Linked DNA regions of Homo sapiens: region 1 is linked to region 2. Evidence: read pairs that join two places in POLR2A ChIA-PET (ENCODE). Cell type or tissue: OCI-LY7. All regions are shown on one strand.

Region 1 (8,000 bases), 240 kb before region 2:
GAGGCTTGAAGAGGGTAAATAACCTTGTTAAAGTCACCTGCTTATACACAGTAGAGCCATGATGCAAACTGAGATCTGCTTTCTCTTAAGACTTTTCCCTGTCCTGTATTCTTGCCAGGTTTCTGAAGAAACCAAAAGATGCATAATATAACAGCACACACTATGGCAGGAGAAAAATGTAAAAGGCTTATATTTTTATCACGTATTTGCTTCTGTGTAATCTATCTTTCACAATGTAAGTTAACTCAGGCAATGCCTTTTGAATTGCTAAGCTTAAAATAATGCCAAATACACACAGGAACTGGCTGATGCAGAGTCGAGTGATCAGACTGCTTGTGTCTAAGCAACGTAAAACTAGAAGAATTCTGCAGGAAAACTCCAGCCAAGATGGTCTGTGCTCTGAGCCGGCTCCATTCAGGTAGTTTAGAGCTTAAAAGACAAAACTTCAATGTTCTCTTTCCCCTATACATTTGTGGCCATGTTTCCCAGGAAGAATAATACTGTTTCTCTTTTTCACCTCTGGGATAAAGCTCTACATTGCCAAAAGGATGCTTTTCTTTCTCAGAGCAGAAGATGAGATGCTACAGAGCAGAGGATGAGATGAATATATACAGGCATACCTCAGAGATACTGCAAGTTTAGTTCCAGACCACTGCAATGAAGTGAATATTGCAATACAGCAAGTCACACAAATTTTTAGTTTCCCAGGGCATATAAAAGTGTTCACCCTATACTGTAGTTTAATAAAAGCACTTTATTGTTAAAAAATGCTAATGATCATCTGAGCCTTCAGTGCGTCATAATCTTTTTGCTGCTGGAGGGTCTTGCTTCCATGTTTGTGGCTGCTGACTGATCAGGGTGGTGGTTGCTGATGGAGGTGGTGGCTGTGGCAAAAAAAACAATGAGGTTTGTTCCATCAACTGGCTCTTCCTTTCACAAAGTATTTCTCTGTAGCATGGAATGCTGTGGGATAGCATTTCATTCACTGTAGAACTTCTTTCAAAATTAGAGTCCATTCTCTCAAACCCTGATGCTGTTTCATCAAGTTTAGGTAATATTCTGAATCCTTTGTTGTCATTTCTACAATGTTCACAGCATCTTTGCCGGGACTAGATTCCATTTCATGAAATAACTTTCTCTGCTCATTTATAAGATGCAACTCTTCATCTGTTCAAATTCTTTTCATGAGATTTCAGTAACTCAGTTTTATCCCCAGGCTCTACTTCTAATTCTAGTTCTTTTGCTATTTCTATCATATCTGCAGTTACTTCCTCCATTGAAGTCTTGAACTCTTCAAAGTCAACCAGGAGGCTTGGAATCAACTTCCTTCAAATCCCTGTTTATGCTGGTTGCTGTTTCAACCTCCTCCCATGAATCACAAATGTTCTCAATGGCATTTAAAGTGGTGAATCCATTCCAGAAAGTTTTCAATTTGCTTCCCAGATCCATCAGAAGAATCACTATTTATGGCAGCTTTAGGCTTACAAAACATATTTCTTAAATAGTAAGGTTTGAAAATCAAAATTACTCCTTGATACATGGGTTGCAGAATGAATGCTATGTTAGCAGGCATGTACAATCTTCTTGTACAACTCTTTCAGAGCTCTTGGGTGACCAGCTAGCTGCAGAACTGTGAATGAGCAGTAATATTTTGCAAAAAAATCTTTTTTTTTCTGAGCAGTAGGTCTCAACAAAGGGCTTAAAATATTCCATAAACCAGGCTGTCACCAGATGTGCCGTCATACAGGCTTTGCTGTTCCTTTTACAGAGCACAGGCAGAGTAGATTTAGCATCATTCTTAAGAGCCTTAGGTTTTTTGGAATGGTCAATGAGCAATGGCTTTAACTTAAAGTCACCAGCTGCATAAGGTCTTAACAACAGAGTCAACCTGTCTTTTGAAACTCAGAAGGCAGGCACTGACTTCTCTCTAGCTACCAAAATCCTGGAATGGCATCTTCTTCCAGTAGAAGGCTGTTTCATCTACACTGAAAATCTGGTGTTTGGTGTAGCCACCTTCACCAGTGATCTTAGCTGGATCTTCTGAATAACTTGTTGCAGCTTCTACATCAGCACTTGCTGCTTCACCCTGTACTTTTATGTTATGAAGATGGCTTCTCTCCTTAAACCTCATGAACCAACCTCTAACAGCTTCAAATTTTTCTTCTGCAGCTTCTTTACCTCTCAGTGTTCACAGAATTGAGGAGAGTCAAATCCAGAGGTCTTTCTCTGGATTAGACTTTGGCTTAAGGAAATATTGTGACTGGTTTGATCTTCTATCCAGACCACTAAAATTTTTCCATATAAGCAATAAGGCTGCTTCAATTTCTTTTCTATTTTGAGACAGGGTCTCATTATGTTGCCCAGGCTGATCTGCAACTCCTGGGCTCAGCCTGCTGAGTAGCTGGGAGTACAGGCATGCACCACTGCACCAAGCTTTGTTTGGTTTTCTTATCATTCAATGGGTGGAGCAGTCAGAACACATACAACATTTATCAATTAAGTTTACCATCTTATATGACTGTGGTTCATGGCGACCCGAAACAATTGAAATAATAACATCAAACATCACTGGTCACAGATCACCATAACAGATATAATAATAATAAAGTTTGAAATGTGAAAATTACCAAATGTGATAGACACATGCTGCTGGAGAAATGGCACTGACATACTTGCTTAACACAGGTTGTCACAATCCTCCTATCTATAAAAAAAATGCAATATCTGAAGCACAATAAAAAGAAGTGCAATAAACCTGGATATGCCTGTGCCTCCAACTCTCTAGCAAAAGTTCACTACCAAGAAACTTCATGGGTATAGAAACCTTGGTAAAAAGGTACAAATGGCTGCATAAAAGGACTCTCTCACACAACTGCCACACTGCCTTTCAGTTTACCATAACTCACATTAGCAAAAATAAAACCACAGCCCTCCAATAAGGTATGAATTTTTTTGCATCTCTTCTTTTGCGTAGCTGCCCTGAGCTTGGTGTCACACTTCAATGAGTCCCTTCAGAAGGCCTGCAGAGCTGTGCAGTGATCAAGTTCATAAGAGTATGTACAAGAGCCACAATGAGAAGTGACAGCCAAGCAGCAGCAGTGAGCTCCATGGTCATGTGTTCAGGGAGTGATTTATCTCTCATAACTCAATCCATTTAGTTGGGGCCTGAGGGAGACCCTTATCCAGACAAGAAACTACCTGTGCCTTCTAGGAAAAGGAGGCCAAGGCGATCTGGCAGGAGGCAGCAAGCATGACTCCCGTTTCTCTTTCCCCATAGCAAATTCTATTCAGTAATTCAATGTAAGAAGTGCTGAGACAACAGGACACTAGCAAAAAAGGCAAGGTGGGGACCATGTGCATCTGGGGACCACGGCGGGATATGTCTTTTGCAAGTGAATGAATATTTGTGTGTGCAAGGGTGGCTGGGCGGGGTGGGGGTGGTGGTGGAAGTAAAATGACAGCTTTCCCTCAAAGACTGCAGTCTCTGTGAAGTACCAACTGGAAATAAATAACTATTATTTGCCAGCAGCAAAGAAATGAAGCAGTTTGTTCCTTGAATGCATAAATGTAAATTGCTCAAAGAGCACAGTTTATACATAGCCTTCTGGCTTGTGAAATATTAAGCTACCAGAAAAGATAGGGTAAGACACACATTAAGTCAGCAAAGAAAGGAGCATCTTTGCCTTAGCACGTCAACCTTAGCACAACAAGAAATACTATCGATGTGGGAAGAGCGTGTGAAAGCAACGTCATGGCTGGGGTTTCATAAAGGACTGGGATCTTAATGGCATTTGAAAAGAATGAAAGGGAGACAAAGGGCACTGCTTGGGGAGCTACAGGGGAAGAGTGTCTTGGCTCCTCTGAGGCCTCCCCACAACTAACATAGCATGGGCAGTCTGTTTCAAGTGGGTAATGAAGGCCAACTCTGAGAATTCCATGGCTGGTATTTTCCTAGTCTGGAACTTCCTTTGCTCTAGCTCTATAAGGGCTGCGTGCTTGCAAGTTGCTCTACTCCTACATCCTGTGCTTGGTAGAAATGAGGAGCAGAAAGGGGGTGCAGTGCTGGGTCTGCAGGCACAGGAGGATCCAATCTAGAAACTGTGTTTGCATATCCCAACCAGAGAGGAAGAGCATGCTGGTGGGCTCTAGGGCCTATCTAGAACACAGGGGGAAAGGAGGGTATGTGGTTTCCAGGGATGACTTCTGAGCTCAGAGTAACATGTAACACATAAGACTTACCTGCAAGCAAGAAGGTGATAAGGCAAGTTTCCTTTGGCAAATAGAGTTTGAGACGAGAACCACTGAAGACGTATTCCACCACAGCTTCAGAACGACCTGCCCGCTGAAGAAAAGGCAGGAACTGCTTTGCTTTTTGGGTATCCTGATGGAGAAAAGAGGAAAAGAGTAACTGGAAAGTAATAAAACCCAACGTTTCTTTCTTTATAGTCTAGGACAAAAAGTTTGGCAGGAAGCTAAGCAAATAACCCTATTTATAGACATTTCTGAAACCAAGACATAGACATGATACCCATGAGGCCTCAGTAGAAGAAATATAGTTAATCGACAGTTTCCAGATTAACTTAAATACTCAGTTAAAAGGGTGCTTGGAAAATGAGACTTTCACACCAGAGTTCTCTGGGGCAAGAAGAGCTCATCTTCCTTTAACACAAAATTGAGGTGCCAGGCGCAGTGGCTCACGCCTGCAATCCCAGCACTTTGGGAGGCTGAGGCGGGTGGATCACCTGAGGTCAGGGGTTTGAAACCATCCTGGCCAACATGGCAAAACCCTGTCTCTACTAAAAATAGAAAAAAATTAGCCGGGCATGGTGGCACATGCCTGTAATCCCAGCTACTTGGGAGGCTGAGGCAGGAGAATCGCTTGAACCTGGGAGGTGGAGGTTGCAGTGAGCTGAAATCGTGCCATTTGCACTCCAACCTGGGCAACAAGAGCGAAACTCTTTCTCAAAAAAAAGAAAGAAAGAAAGAAAAAAAAGTTGAGGTAAGAAGACCAGTACTAACCTTCCATTTAACCTTTAATATTCATTAAAAAAAAAAAAAAAAGCGACGCCTAGGCTATCTCACATAGTCCCTATAACCCTGTCCCAGGAAGCCAAAAGTAGTTTATCTTTAAATAGGTTATGTAAGATTCAGAGCTCACAGTTTCTTAACCTTGAGAAGTGGCCAGCCTTCTCCAGGCACTAGTACAGCAACTCCTGCTCTATGTTCATTTTGGGGATGAGATGATACCTGGGGCATACTGTTCCTACCCAGGGAAATCTAGAACAGCAGGATGTGGTCAATGGAGACAAATACTACTTCATGTCAGCAGGAATCATTATAGAAATAATAAAAACACATAAAACGGAATAGCAGTTTAAAAACCTTTTTTGGTGCATCAACACAAAGTCTGTGTGCTCTATCCTCCAGAGTGCCAAATCATGGACATTTCGACTCTCAGAACTCAGTCACATAGATGCGAAGGGCCTTCAAATCCTTTCAGTCTCTCAAGCTAATTAAACAGGTGATAGAGTAAGTGAGCATCAAAATATCACATCGTATATGCTAGGGGAATAGTCACTGGATTTTAGAGTTTCAGGTTTTCAGCCCAGCCAGCAGAACTGAAAACTCCCTCTGAGGACACCAAGTTCTGCAAACTTTCCTGACTTCTGTGACACAAGCAGTCTGCACCCAGCCAAGCTTTTCCTTTTTGACTCTTCTTCTAACAACAGAGCTATTTTATTTAAATTAATGCACATTAGATAATGAAAACATAACAAGCCATCAAGTATTTCAAGAGTTTTCAGAGCAGCCAAAGGGGCTCCTCTCATTCAGAAGCAGTGAGGTAGGCTGGGATGAAAACAGTATTCATAGTAACTAAGATTCATGCTTCCCATCAAACGGATTCTTAGAGAAAAAGAGAGACAGCGATCCATTCTCAGTGTCTCTAACAGTACAGTGGTAAAAGGCAAGGTAACCATGAGCTTTAGGGGGTTGGAAACTTCCCCATTGAACACTTAAGCAACACATTCTCCTACACATATACACATGAAAAATGCCTGTCTGGCAGCTGGCTGAAGTCCAGAACAGTCAAACAAGATAAATGCTCCATGGGAAAGAAAGCACTACTTGATTAAAATCCTTGTGCCATACTAGTCTAAATCTGGGACACTATTCATGAGCTGAACCAGTAAGTCAACAACAATTATCAAATTGATTATCGCAAATCATGAGGCAACCTAACATCTCAGAAGAGAAGGTCTTTTTCCTCAAGATCAGAGCAAATTACATTTTTCAGAAATAGACTTCTACTCATCACTATCCTTTGGATGTAGTTATCTGGAAAAAATGCTTATAGGAATAACAATGGCACACACACAGGCATGCCTTTCATGTTTAAACTAACAAGGAGGTTGCAGCACCCTCTCTTCCTTTTTTGCTAAACTCTTACCTACTTTATAAAGAGAGAAACCTACTCAGACTGAGAATAATCAAGGAGCCTCAAAGGGACCTTAGTGCTACCCATGTCATAAAAATCAATACATGTTCCTGACTCCTCCTAAGTCTCAATGCACAACTCAACAGCTCTATTCCAGAAATGACAAATGGGAAGATAGCCAAGAGGATGACATGTCATTGATTATGGCAAAGATCAGAAGTGAAAGCCAACTATGAAAATCAGGCTGGGCGTGGTGGCTCATGCCTGTAATCTCAGCACTTTGGGAGGCTGAGGCAGGCAAATCACGAGGTCAGGAGATCGAGAGTATCCTGGCTAACACGGTGAAACCCCGTCTCTACTAAAAGTACAACAACAACAACAACAACAACAACAACAACAACAACAACAACAAAATAGCCGGGTGTGGTGGTGGGCACCTGTAGTCCCAGCTACTTGGGAAGCTGAGGCAGGAGAATGGTATGAACCTGAGAGGCGGAGCTTGCAGTGAGCCAAGATTGTGCCACTGCACTCCAGCCTGGGTGATAGAGCGAGACTCCGACAAAAAAAAAAAAAAAAAAAAAAAGAAAAAGAAAATCAAAGGCATACAGCAAATTTTAAAACCTCATCAGAACTGGCCATGTTTATTTCCAGATAAAAATTATAAGGTAAGAACATGGAGTTCCCCATATTCTTGAGGCAAGTATTTCGAAGGCTTGGATGAGGTGATATGCCTGTGGACCAGTCACTAAGTGGAAAGATGGATATTTCATCCAAGCTGACAGAATATTAAGTTCTTATAAAGTCAATTAAATTGATTATAAGAACCCAAAGATGTCGGCACTTTCAAATCTCAGTCACAGCCACACAAAAGTGTATGTCTTTCCTTGTCATCTCAAGCATTTTTTTGCTTGGCATGTTCCTTTTCAAACATTCTTGAAATCTTTAATATTTGTTTCAGTGGCTCAAATGAAAACACTGGTTAGGAAGACTGGCACGTTTCCTCAGGCGATGTAGCTATAAATCCTCCCTGGTAATTTAGTTATGGAAATTATTTATTTTAGAAATTCTGATTATAACAATATAAAATTGACAGAATTCAGTTAAGTAATTTGCCTTCCAAAGAGAGAGTGCAAGTAGCAATGTGCTTCAGTCTCTTAGACACATTTCCAGGGTTAATAAGAGCCGGGAGACAGAGATTTTCTCTCTTAAAAAAAAAAAGAAAAAAGAAAAAAAGACCTGGCCGGGCGCGATGGCTCACGGCTGTAATCCCAGCACTTTGGGACGCGGAGGCAGGAGGATCATCTGAGATCACGAGTTCGAGACCAGCCTGGCCAACATGGTGAAACCCTAAAAATACAAAAATTAGTTGGGTATAGCAGGGTGTGCCTGTAATCCCAGCTACTTGGGAGGCTGAGGCAGGAGAATCGCTTGAACCTGGGAGGCGGAGGTTGCAGTGAGCCCAATCATGCCATTGCACTCAAGCCTGGGTGACAAAAGTGAAACTCCATTTCAAAAAAAAAAAAAAGAAACACCCACAACCATATATATAAATAAAGATTTAAGA
Region 2 (8,000 bases):
GACTATCCAACTCAAATAGATTATCCAAATCAACTCCGTTACATGAGCTATCTGAAAGGTTTTTAATCAAAGAATCAAAGGAAACTTAAAAAAAATTCTGCTCCACAAATAGTTCAATGAACATAACTTCATGTTCATCTGGCTGCTTTCTGGAGAACATCCTACCAATTCCTCTTTCAACATCCTATTTCTGTTCCAACTCCATTCCTCAATCTTATTCTCTTACTACCTAATCCAAAAAGCCCAGAACATCTAATATCCCATGAAGCATCTGGCCCAGCTATACAATATGCACACACACAAATATCCAGAGTGAGGTGCTTTACATATACTATTTTTTTGTTTTTTGACCAGGATCTCACTCAGTCACTCAGGCTAGAGTGCAGTGGCATGATCATGGCTCACCACAGACTTGACCTCCCAGACTCAGGTGATTCTCCCACCTCAGCCTCCCGAGTAGCTACGACTACAGGCGTGCGCCACCACGCCTGGCTAATTTTTCCATAGAAACGGGGTTTTACCATGTTGCCCCAGGCTGGTCTCGAACTCTTGTGCTTAAGAGATCCTCCTGCCTCACACTCCCAAAGTGCTGGGATTACAGGTGTGAGCCACGGTGCCTGGCCTATACTATCTCTTTCAACTCTCTCAATAACTTACAAATGAAGAAACTAGGGCTTACAGAGGTTAAGGGTTAAGTAAGGGCACATGGTAGGAAATCAGAATTCTAACCTACATCTATGCAACCCCGACATCTGTGCTCCTTCCATTCCATTAAAAACATGTAGGCTGCAAAAAACCACAGGCCCTCAACAAATCTTCCTTTCCAAAAGAGTTCCCAAGAGAAGAAAAGCCACAAGATAGATAAAAGAAATAGAAGATACAAAAGGAAATCTATAGAAATTCAATTAGCATTCTGACCTAGAAGCACAGAGCCATTGAGTTCCATGAGTGAATGGCCTAAACATGAGGAAGAATGCAACTCTATACTACATGCACCTAAACCAAAGCAGGAAAAGGGGTACACAAGGAACAGGAACACCGGGGGCATGCCTCTGTACACATATATTCCCTGTGCTCAGGGCCCAAAGCATTTGCATTTATGCCTTCAGCCAACTGTCCTAGAGCTTCCTCCACCAGAACCCACACTGGCCTTCCACCACAAGAAAACTGATCTTTAACAGAACTTTAGACTTGAGAGAAATGAGTCCTCTCCCTGCAGCTCACCTTTTCCAAGGTAGATCATGCCATACTCTCGCCCCTGGGGAGTCTTGTTTTCTATCGTGAAACAGACTTCCTTCCCAATCAGCTTCTTTCGAAGGAACTCTCGAGCTGGAAATGCCCAGGGCTGAAAGACAAAACAAATATGTCACATGAGAACTGCCTAGTTTCAGATGCCAATCAGCATTCAAGCAACTTCATACCTTCAGTAAATGTCTGAGTACCTACCATGGTCCTGGCCCTGCGCTGGACCTTGAGAATATAAAAATGAAATGCACACAATGCAGATCGCACACTTAGGGGGCTCATAAAAAAAGGAGGGTCCAGCAGTTGGTTTAACTAACACAGACACTAAAAACAGGCCTCAGAGTTTTCCAGACACTGGCAGCAGGACTTTTTCCCTATCACTGTCTGTTCAGAGTTATAGCTTACTTTGTGAATAACATTTGCCAATGCTTTTATAGCACATACCATGTGCCAGCCACTGCTCTAAATGCTGTATATATATCAACCCACTCCTTCAAATGGGAAGTCCAGGCTCCAGGAACCCACCTAGGCAGAGGGAAGTCATAAATAACAACTACCACCTCCATTTCTCCGCCTCTTTCCAGTTTCTAAAACAGTTTCACTGCCTATTAAACTAGCCTGAAACCAGTTAAAGCCATTGTTGGAGGAGGGACATGATTCTAGTGTTCTTATTTCAGAGTGAATCCCCTGCTCAAGTGAGCCTTATTTAAGTCATCTCCACTCCCCTCTTTAAAGATCAGCAATAGTAAGAAGATATCCCCCAAAATGGCTCTTCTTCTACTTCTGCTCTAGTCTGAAGCCTTTACAGGTCCCAACATCCTTGGGAGGACACCAGTAACAGCCCCTGACAAAGGATCACCTTGATAATGGTGATTCTTTCCTCTCACCGTTCCATGCACAGACACGAGGACTGAGCTACACATCCACACAGTAGAAGCAGAGTCTCCATGTCATCTCAAGATAATACACAAAGGGGTGGTTTTGCCCCTCCCCATCCTATCACTCCTGGGATGGTTCAGACAAAGGGAGATTCTCCTCTGAAGCCATTGGCACAGTGGCCACTGGCACTTGAACTTATAGTCTGGACCTGGTTTAATGTCCCAAGTTCCCTTAGTACCAAAATGGGGAGGGATGGGGTAGGTGTTCAAGGAGCGTATGATTAGTAGGAGCTCACATGCTGAAAAAAATGTGAAGTATAAAAGGGAAAAGTGATATACAATATGCATACATTGTCTATTATAATCTCTTCAAACCACAGAACTCATGCTACACACAGTAAAGGCAAAAGAGTAAACTGATGGCCTGAAAGGAAGCCTCTGTTAACCTTTTTGGTCCATGCTAATTATTCCATGAAGTCACCCAACAAGCTTTTCTAGAAGAAAAATATCCATATGACTTCTAAGAAACCAGAAACCAATCAAAAGGTGGCAGGTCCACCAAACTGTTGGGCTGGTAGTCATAAAAACAGTACTGTTACATAACATAAATCATGAGGTTCTAGAGAACTGATCCTCAGTAAGGGTTCTTAAAGATGCAAAAATGAACAGATACTTGCTCACATCATGCCCTCTCTTCAAAGCAGAGGCCAACCCAATTCACTCAATGACAATATCAAGTTCACCTTGATTTTATGTCTCATTTCTACCCCCCACCCCAATCTCCAAAAATAAAATCAGATACCAGTCACCAAAGAGTCTGATGATTGACAAATGATCCCAATTATCAACCACATCACAGAAACAGCACCGAACCAATGAACAAAGCGTCCCAAATTTTTATTACCTTAGGGATCAACTTACTCCAAAAACATACACAGCTACAGATAAGTTTAAGATGTAGTCCTGAGTATTAATATTTAAAATTCAGTAACATAGAGCTTTCCTAAATACTTGGAAAAGCTCTGATAAGACCAGTGCTCCTAAAAGAGGCCAAGACTTTGGTGAAAACACTTTTACAAAAGGTCAGTTCACAGGAAAATAACTAGCCCCTGCAGGGAAATCTCCAATTTCTACCAACCAGGCAGAACTTTTCTAAAAAACTTTTAAGGCTCGCTGAAGAAACATCTTCCCCTTAGGACCTCATGTTTTCCAGCTGGTTAGTTACCGGTCAATAAGAGAAAACCACACTGGAGGTCTTGCAAAGGACATATGCCTAACCGTGTAAGAAAAAATAACCTAGTTTCTGCAATCTTCCTTCCTAAATAAGCCTTCTCAAGTGTGTTCCGTCCAGAGTTGGGCAAATTCAATAACTGGACAAGATATTAGTTAAGAAGAGAGGCAATCAAGAGACTCAAAGAGCTATAGAGGAAAGCAACTGACCACATCACTCCTCTGAGGGCAAGAGAGTGCTCTGGGACAGAACCCTTATGGAAGTGAGGCCAGTGTTACCCATGTGTCCACACAAAGGACAGCCAGGCAGAGGACTATCTGATGGAGAAGTCTATCCTAACAGAAGCTTGCTCAAATAAGGAAATTTGCTCAAAGCATTTATTCAAATAAGGGCCAGAATGGTCTAACAGGAAGAATAACTGTGGTCTATTCAAATGATGCCCCAGAGTCCCATCTAAGAAGCAAGTGGCTTTTAAGAAGTTGAGACTCAAAATTACTCTTTCCTTTAGAATGCCCAACTGCAGGCAATCTGGCGGCCTGCTCAGAACTTCCAGACCCAAGAAAGGTTGTCATATCTACCACAATGAAACTGAGCTTTTAATTCTAATCTTCTCTTTGACCAGATAGACTCTTAAAACTACCAGGACAAGATGAAACCCCAGAATGTAAAACCTTAACTAGTTACTAGGTAAATGACCCAACATTCAATACTTTTTGTCCCTCTTTCTCTTCCAACCACCCCACCGTGCCATCTGGATATGTAACTGATAATCCTGCTCTGCCGTCTTTCCCCAGCTACCCCAGTCCTCAACAGCTCCAATGAATGCAGGATTGTGACATTCATTTCTTTTTTAAAATAATAGCAAAATATGGCCGGGCCTGTAATCCCAGCACTTTGGGAGGCTCACGGCTGTAATCCCAACACTTTGGGAGGCCAAGACTCTTGGCAGGTCACCTGAGGTCAGGTGTTCAGGACCAGCCTGGCCAACATGGTGAAACTCCATCTCTACTGAAAATACAAAAAAAAAAAAAAAAAAAAATTAGCCAGGCATGTTGGCGCACGCCTGCAATCCCAGCTACTTGGGAAGCTGAGACAGGAGAATTGCTTGAACCTGTGAGGTGGAGGTTGCAGTGAGCCAAGATTGCGCCACTGCACTCCAGCCCGGGCGACAAAGCGAGGCTCCATCTAAAAACAAACAAACAAAAACAGCAAAATATTTATTTTTTTATTTTTTACCTTCTTTTAGTTTGTTTTATTTAATTATTTATTTATTTTTGAGACGGAGTCTCGCTCTGTCGCCAGGCTGGAATGCAGTGGCATAATCTTGGTTCACTGCAACCTCCGCTTCCCGGGTTCAAGCAATTCTCCTGCCTCAGCCTCCCGAGTAGCCGGGACTACACGCACATGCCACCACGCCCGGTTAATTTTTTTTGTATTTTTAGTAGAGACAAGGTTTCACCATGTTGGCCAGGCTGGTCTCGAACTCCTGACCTCATGATCCGCCCGCCTCGGCCTCCCAAAGTGCTGGCATTACAGGCATAAGCCACTGCGCCCAGCCACTTTTATTATTTTTTAAAGATAGTATTTCTTAATTTTTTTTTTTATTTCAATAGGTTTTGGGGAATGGGTGGTGTTTAGTTAAATGAATAAGTTCTTTAGTGGTTGTGACACTCATTTCTATATTTCTCATGAAAACATAAACAACTTTACCCGCAGCAGGAGCTCAATAATTCTGTGGGAAATAAATATATAATTCCCACAGTGCCCATCAATGCAGTATCTAAGCTGCCTGGAGTAGCTAGGCAACGCTGGGGATTAGCTTGGAACAGTGAAGAGATGGCTGGGGGCATACAGTGGGGCTGCTTTCATTGCCACAGGACTTAAGAGACAGCTGAGTTTCTTTGAAAGACGATATCATGACAGAAGGCAAAGAATAATCATGTGAAGATATTTGGGACAGTGATACAAAGGGATGCAAATGAGCAATAAGGTCCTTGATTATTCCTGAATGTGAAAAAGCTAAACATGCTCCAAAGAAATAGAAAGCCAGAGAGAAAGCGTAGTGCCACATTGCACAATCTTTCAACCCCTAAAATGGAGACGCTCAGGTTCTTTTCCTCATTATTCATTTAAATGTTTATTCACTGCTTACCTGTATTGTGTCAGGTACTGACTAGGCACAAAGACACAGAGATGAGAGAAAGGCTCTCTTCTTTGGAGCTTGCAATCCAGTAGAGAAAGATATATAAACGTGTAAACATGCAATGAAATGTTGTGAATGCTATGACAGCACCAAGATGGGATGATGAAAGGAAATGTCAGGTGTGATTTCTTAAGTGGCTGAATCTTAAAAGACAGCAGGTGCTCACCAGCCACAGAGGTGGCGAAGGAACTACTGATGGAGGGGGCTGCATGAGCTGAGGGCAGAAGGCAGGACCCCAGCCTGTAGGAAGACTTAAGTTCTTCAGCATGGTGGGGGCTTGGCATCCCAGAGGGGTTTCAGTAAGAGAAGTCTAAAAGTCATATCACAAATGCGCTTGTAACCCAGGCTAAGGCATTTAGATTTGTCACAGAGGTAATGAGGAATTACTAAAGTGTCTTGGAATATGAGGAATCACTAAAGTGTCTTGGAATATGAGGAACCACTGAAGAGTCTGGGAAAAAATAAAATTATGTTTCAAAAAAATCTGAGAGCATATGGAGAAAGGATTAGAGGGAAGGAGAATGAGGGCAAAGAGACTATTATTTCAACATCTAAGCACTCTATCAGAGATGAACAAAGAATAGCAGTATTAATCAAATGTCAAGTATGGATAAGAGAGGTTTTAAGGAGGCAGAATCCCTAGGCCTTGTTAAAGGCCTGGATGTCAGCGTTGGGGTGGGGGGTGGGGGAGTCAAAATGAGAGCAGGGAAATCAGGTTTTTCAATCAATTGACATTACTGGTAACTTGTGTCGATGCAGCTTTGAGGGTACAATAGGAGGAAAACCAAATCACAGCAGGGTGAGGAGACATTGGATTATTAGGAAGGAGAAATGATGACTGTGGGCTAGGAAAAGATGAAATCTGCAGCTATCAAATATTTCATCTCACAGGGATCTCTGAAGAGTTACCAGGAGAAACAGTGAGACTGAGTTAGTCTGGGAGAGGCAAAAAGCACTAGACTGTATAAATATATGGAACTACACCAGAATGCTAGGATCAGATTACACAGTATCCTTTCACCTAGGATAGTTCTGGTAAGATTTCACCGTCCTGTTAACATGGGATACAGTTATGATATTTTAGAACAAGTTCCAACTGGCCTTGTATTTCTCTGCCCAAGATTCTCATCCACAAAACAGGAAATTAAAATCCAACCCTTCTTTCTTAGAGGCTACACTAGTTCTTCCTTCTGGGCAAATGAACTTGGTCAGCTCCAAGAAGGGTCAACACTCTTCATTTGGAAGCAATCAAGCTGTTACACAATAGGAAAAGAAACTATTCAAAATGTTGGTTCACCCATTTGTTAATGCCCAAAATGTGAAAAATGCTGAAAGATATTTAATCTTCAGTGGTTGATCTAACAGTACTAGGAGTATCTGTAGTAAGAGAAATTAGCAAGCAGTAGTAGTGATTACCACAACTAACATTTATTATTTTATAAGCATGCACTAAAGCACTTCATGTTATCTTGTTTAATCTTCATTAAACGACCCTGAGGTATATGCTAATATTCTCAATATGTGTGGTCCCTGATGGAGGACCAGTGAAAAAGAACTGATTTTAATCTACTTAAATTTATTTTAATCTATTTAGTCTGATTGCTGTTGGTAGTAGAATTATGGGAGTTTTTCTCTATCTCTATTATCTATACCATTGCTTCACTAACTTCTTAATTAAAATAAAATGTCCTTTATTATAATTTTAAAAACTAAATGCTTTACTTAAATATTAATAAAAGTTCCACATAAACTCTTGCTTTTTCTTCTTTACCTCCCTGGCAGGGAATAGCACACAAAAGCTGAGGTACCAACCTGCCCAACATGATAAAGTTGGGGCAAAGAACAAATAATTGGAATCCAGAAATTTTGCTTTTTTTTTTTTATTATTTTTTTTTAGACAGGGTCTTACACTGTCACCCAGGCTGCAGTGTAGTGGCACAATCATGATGCACTGCAGCCTTGAACTCCCAGGTTCAAGTGATCCTTCCACCTCTACCTCCCAAGTAGTTGAGACTACAGGCATGCACCACCATGCCTGGCTAATTTTTTCTTTTTTTTTTTTTTTTTGAGATGGGATCTTGCTATGTTGTCAGTTGTCAGGACTGGTCTTGAAGTCCTGGGCTCAAGCAATCATCCCCACTCAGCCTCCCAAAGTGCTTGGATTACAGGTATGAGCCACCATGGCCAGCCCAGAAATTTCATTTCTGACAGCCAAAGCACTGCTAAAGGACAGCAAAGCACTAATGTTTCAAAGTGTAGAAGCCAAAAAGACTAAACAATGCCAAATTGGTACACATAGCAGCTGCCCAAAGAGCAGAAACTTAAGGGGTCAAAGGCAGACCACAAAAGCAAGGGGGCTGGGCATTAGAGGCTGAGGGGTGTGAGGGAAGGATGGAGGAGATGATGGGACATAGGCACAGAAGGTTCTCAAATCACCATTAGG

Evidence for each region. ChIA-PET counts read pairs that join two places held together with the same protein. Peaks named below come from ENCODE experiments on the same cell type or tissue, not always from the same donor. Only the 100,000 strongest peaks of a DNase experiment are listed, where the experiment ranks them.
Region 1: POLR2A ChIA-PET joins it to region 2 with 5 read pairs; 2 of 35 experiments call an interaction of 5 or more read pairs at or near these places.

Annotation. Positions count from the first base shown.
Region 1 is chr7:127,925,569-127,933,568 of GRCh38, reverse strand. SND1 (staphylococcal nuclease and tudor domain containing 1) reads right to left here. Exons shown (of 24, transcript NM_014390.4): 15 at 4,240-4,381. Among named protein-coding and RNA genes, the nearest start is that of SND1-IT1, 68 kb to the left of the region's middle. RefSeq lists an enhancer at 3,258-3,347. In OCI-LY7, no CTCF peak of the experiment used is centred here; a DNase peak (open chromatin) is centred at 3,028.
Region 2 is chr7:127,688,173-127,696,172 of GRCh38, reverse strand. SND1 (staphylococcal nuclease and tudor domain containing 1) reads right to left here. Exons shown (of 24, transcript NM_014390.4): 3 at 1,225-1,345. Among named protein-coding and RNA genes, the nearest start is that of SND1, 40 kb to the right of the region's middle. In OCI-LY7, no CTCF peak of the experiment used is centred here; no DNase peak of the experiment used is centred here.